Linked DNA regions of Homo sapiens: region 1 is linked to region 2. The links are chromatin loops, found by intact Hi-C in ENCODE. Cell type or tissue: IMR-90. All regions are shown on one strand.

Region 1 (2,500 bases), 260 kb after region 2:
AGTCAGCCAGAAAATTAGTGTTGGTGGCACTGCATTTCATAACATGCCCTTTCTCAGACATCCCTCTGATCAGTTCACAAAATCTGCCAACAATTCAGGGATCTAGCATATTCAGAACCCATTTCTTTTAAAAATAATGCGGCTTCCGAAGGAAAACACATATATTCTTGCACTAGAGAAGCATGCATCTGCTCTTACAGTCTCCCTGCTGGAAACGATCATTGTAATGCTTTGAAAGCCCAGAAAACCAAACATTGCAAAAATATATTGATATCAATAACAGAAAATTCTTCTTTCTAGCTATCTGCAACGCAGACCCCCTTTCCTGAAATAAAAACCTGATTTCAGACAGAAGCAGCTCCTTCACCCTCAGCTGTCCTTAAGTTAGCAGTAACTGGCCTTGCTAACTCCATTTAGATCTTTAACACGAAACTTTCATCACTTACCCCCCTTCCAAGGTTTTCCTTTCCAGGGGGTCCGGGTCAGCTTGCTCAGAGTTGGTCCAGAGAGGAAGAGCATCAAAACGAAGAGAAGTTCAAGCCTAGTAATTTTCTCCACTTTCTCTGATGATAACATTTCCACAAGTTAATTTCACAAAATTTCTCACATCCTCTTCCCTCCTGGTTATGAAAATAGCATTAATCATTGAAAAACCTGAGGTAGGTGTTGTTTTGCCATCTTTAACAGCTGAAGTAGCAGCTTCCTGATGTAGCCCTGAGCCAAGCTACATTTCTCACGGATCCGGCTCCTTCTCCTCAGTACGCAGTCAGCCCTGCTTCTACTCCAGAAGCTATAAAATAATTTCTGTTCTCCACTTTGCTTTCAGTGGGAATATATTCCTCAGTGTTCTGGGTGAGCTTGATTGAAAATGATAAAAACAGTAATGTCTGTGTCCAGCAGAAAAGGGAAAAGATGTCAGGATTATGTGAAAAAGATGAGAAGCAGTTGTACTGACAGCTTTCAGGCTGCCTGTGTGATCCTAATAGCCGTGCAACCAACCAAATTGCTCTTTTAAGAGTAATAAGGCTTCAGTGAAAGCCGGTGTCACCGCCACTTGGGTGGGTAGTGCTGGGCTTGAAAACCACCCAGGAACCGCCACGGATAACGCCTGCTTCAGTTCAGCTTCAGAATATTAAGGGCTGAGCAAAATATAGTATGCACAGAGGGTAGTTAATCTATTGTGTGGATAGACGAGGATTCAGGCAATGTAGCAGAGGAAGACTCAGAACTTAAAATGTATCTTATTTTTCCTTTACTTCACCTCGTGACATTCAAAGGGGATTGCATCGGCACTAATGATTCATAAATGGGTCTGAAATATTTATTAGATGAACAACAATAAGTATATAATTTTTCTCCCCAGCAATAAAACAGGAAGGGCAAGTTCTCAATACGTAGTTGCAGCTCTCCTCTGTGTTCAATGAAGTCAGTTTATTTCGGCGTTCCTGTGTCACCCTAATGAACCCACCATGAATATCATAAGCAAACTTTTGGAAATACCAACATAGACGGCCAAGGCTTTCTGGAACGTGTTAATCACACATTCAAGAAAGCATATTTTTATTTGTTTGTGTACATCACCATGGAAATACAACAAGCTCCTCAAGCCTTTCTGTCTTTTGCGACTATGTTTATGCAGACATTGCTGGTCACAAGGTATGGTTATAATTAACACATGACAGTGCCCCTGGATGAAGATGACGTGGGTGAAGGCATACATATAAAATGAACTAATTTGGGATTGTCTGACGTGGTGGCTCACATCTGTAATTCCAGCACTTTGGGAGGCCAAGGCAGGAGTATAACTTGAACCCAGGAGTTTCATACCAGACTGGGCAACATGGTGAGACCCCCACCTCTACAAAAAAAAAAAAATTAGCCATGCATGGTGGTACGCCTGTAGTTCCAGCTACTCAGGAGGCTGAGGCAAGAGGATCACTTAAGTCTGGGAGGTTGAGGCTGCAGTAAGTCATGATGGTGCCACTATACTCCAGCCTGGGCGATAGAGCAAGACACTGTCTCAATAATAGTAACAATAATAATTAATAAAAATGATAGAATCTTTGCCACCTGAAGTGAATTGGCGTGATCAAAACATTCTGGCTACTATTTTAAATCTGTCTACATGTTAGTATATGTATGGTCACTAATTTCCTTAATCAGTGAGACACAATACATGAATTATGCACTTATGTATTTTAAAGTAATCAATTTCTATATTATGATAACCACCAGTTTTATGATGTTATCACTTTCAAAAGGGAACAAATTACCGCTTTCAAATCATATTCTTGGAAGAGGTACCTTTAGAAGAGCAAGTTATCTTGTTAAGATAAGCCACATATTAAATTTGAAAATACAGTTATTACAATTTGTTTTTATAAAAAGGAAACTATGTTTGTCAAAAAAAATTAATGGAATACACAAAATAAACTCTCACATTGTGCCTTAGTTTAGAAACAATAATCACCCTGTATTCAACTTTCAATTTGAAAACTTC
Region 2 (2,500 bases):
CCTAACTCCTATGAATTATATTGTTCTTTGTCTCTTGATTTATTAAATTAATAAACTCTACCATTATCTTAATTGGAGTTTTACACTTTGATAATTCTATCTCATGAAGTTAACTACTGGTTTGTTTCTCAGTATCTTGGTATAAAAACCTCTAGGTCTCATATTTACTCTGGTAATTTTATTGAAAAGATATTTTATGGCTTCCTATATTTTATTGTTTGTGATTTAATCAGAGTTGGAAAAATTCTGTATATTATTTCAAACAAAGAACAATCTGAAATTTACACATTTTCCCAATAAAATGAAACATTACCACTCACTACATGTATTCTGGTAAAATCTTATCTCCTAACAAGTAACATGACCTACACATACAAATCTGGCTTTGAGAATGTTTTCTTTTGTTAATTGAATGCTGTATTAGTATTTCCTGGTTTCTTTTCAATAATACTGCATAATACTTAATATTTATTTAACTCACACAGGAACTGTGAGTTATACATGCTAGAGATAAAAAGACCTTACATAATTTCATATCACCTGTGCAAATATGATCTCTCATCTTCCGGAGTTATGAAGCACATGATATTTTAAGACTTCTTTAATCTTCATTACATAAGTTTTAGAACATTTTTTCTTGTATTCTGTATGATACAGTTTTGTCATACATGAAATGGTAAGAAAATTAACAGATATTTCCTGATTAAGTCAGGAGAGAGGTAGAATTCTGAAAATAACATTTATGCATCCATAAGATGTACAACAGAGATATTTTCTTTCTTATTTGAGGAGCAGGGCTATAAAACTAGATGGATGACTTTAAGTAAAAAGAGCAGAAAATTCACATTTTTGACGATTCTTGCACAAGTTATTAATGTAAATCTTCAGCAGCCTGTATGTTTCTAAACCAGATTACCTTCCTTAAATTTCAATGAGCATGTTCATATTTGAACAGTAGAGGGAGCTCTAAAAAAAGCTTAGCAAATAGATGAAAAGTTGCAGTTTGCACAAAATTCTAAGTAAAAATTCCTTAAAAAGCTTTTGTTTTAAATCAACACATTGATTTTATTTTAAAAGATTGTGTGCTTTTAAAAGCTCCTTATATGGTTAATATGTTTTGCTCATTTTTACTATTTGATAATTGAGTTATTTTAAAGCGCTCTAGATGTACGAGTTATTTTTTACATCCCATTAAGTTTATGTGTAAATTTACTTAAATGTGTCTAGACTAAGTTATTTCTATGATTTATCCTCTCTGTTTTAAGTATGCCACAGATGCATTAACAGTTTGTGAAGTCACCATAAACCTTATTGTTCTAAACCTGGCTTACTTACCCTGTGGATCTAGTCAAAACTGGACTGGAAAAAAGCAATAGCTCCATTGGAGCCCAGAACTATCCAATGGCTATCAGTAGTTGACCAACAGTTGATATTTACTGAGTGCTTATTAGAATCTTTATTTTTTATTTTTGGGGGCAGGGTCTCGCTTTGTTGCCCGGGCTTGAGTTCAGAGGCATGATCAAGCTCACTGCAGCCTCGATCTCCTGGGCTCAAGCAATCCTCCCACCTCAGCCTCCTAAGTAGCTAGGACTACAGGCATGCCCCACTATGCCCAGCTAATTATTATCATTATTTTTAATTTTATTAGAGACAATGTCTCCCTATGTTGCCCAGGCTGGTCTTGAACTCCTGAGTTCAAGCAATCTTCCGGCCTTGGCCTCTCAAAGTGCTGGGATTACAGGTGTGAGCCACTGCACCTGGCTGCTTATTGGAATCTCAATGCTGTTCTGGGTCCTTTAATAAGCATAAAAGAAATACAACCAAGTGAAAGTGTTCGCAGAATGGGGTGGCTATAATGGTAGTTGGAAAGGACTTGGGAATAGAGCTGGATTCTCAAGGATGGTTCTACTTTTGAGTTGACTATGTTACCTAGATATAATGACTCATACATCACAAGGCCCATTTTGAGGATTATACAACTTAACAAAGGTACATTTTATTAAAATATTACTGAATCACAAGTATTCAACAAATACCTCCCTTTTACCTCCATATATAGTAAAACTAGTATATGTGCATAATTCATTGTTTATAATTTCACAATCCTAAAGTCTCTGAAATCTGATGTTTTTCCCATACAATTCTCTATGTGGCAAAACCTGGCCTGACTCAAACTAAGTCAGCGACAAGCCTTGATCTCAATTGATATGAAGATATGTAATTATATTTTATATTTTTATAAACACTCATTATTTTGCTGAACAGGAACATTTGTTTTTAATTAGCTGGTGCTTATCCAGATGCCCACATGTATATGTTCTATAACATCTAGTATATGCATCCCTTATTGTTCTAGACCCAGAAAACTTCTGAACTGAAACACAATTGGCCCAACTGTTTTAGACTGAGATTGTGGCTTTGTACCTGTCTCCAAACTGTCTTCAGTCTTGATGATCATGTTTAACTTATGATGTTAGAAAATATAGATGGGTGTCTATCA

What was found. Hi-C counts contacts between places; a loop is a spot of excess contacts. Peaks named below come from ENCODE experiments on the same cell type or tissue, not always from the same donor. Only the 100,000 strongest peaks of a DNase experiment are listed, where the experiment ranks them.
Region 1: it touches region 2 in a loop (8-fold over the local background); 2 of 110 quality-filtered maps call a loop at or near these places.

The regions. Positions count from the first base shown.
Region 1 is chr3:76,309,364-76,311,863 of GRCh38, reverse strand. It overlaps a transcript of ROBO2 not described here. Among named protein-coding and RNA genes, the nearest start is that of ZNF717, 530 kb to the right of the region's middle. In IMR-90, no CTCF peak of the experiment used is centred here; no DNase peak of the experiment used is centred here; H3K4me3 peaks cover 1,236 bases; H3K27ac peaks cover 1,232 bases.
Region 2 is chr3:76,569,106-76,571,605 of GRCh38, reverse strand. It overlaps a transcript of ROBO2 not described here. Among named protein-coding and RNA genes, the nearest start is that of ROBO2, 470 kb to the left of the region's middle. In IMR-90, a CTCF peak has its summit at 954 (motif pointing right); no DNase peak of the experiment used is centred here.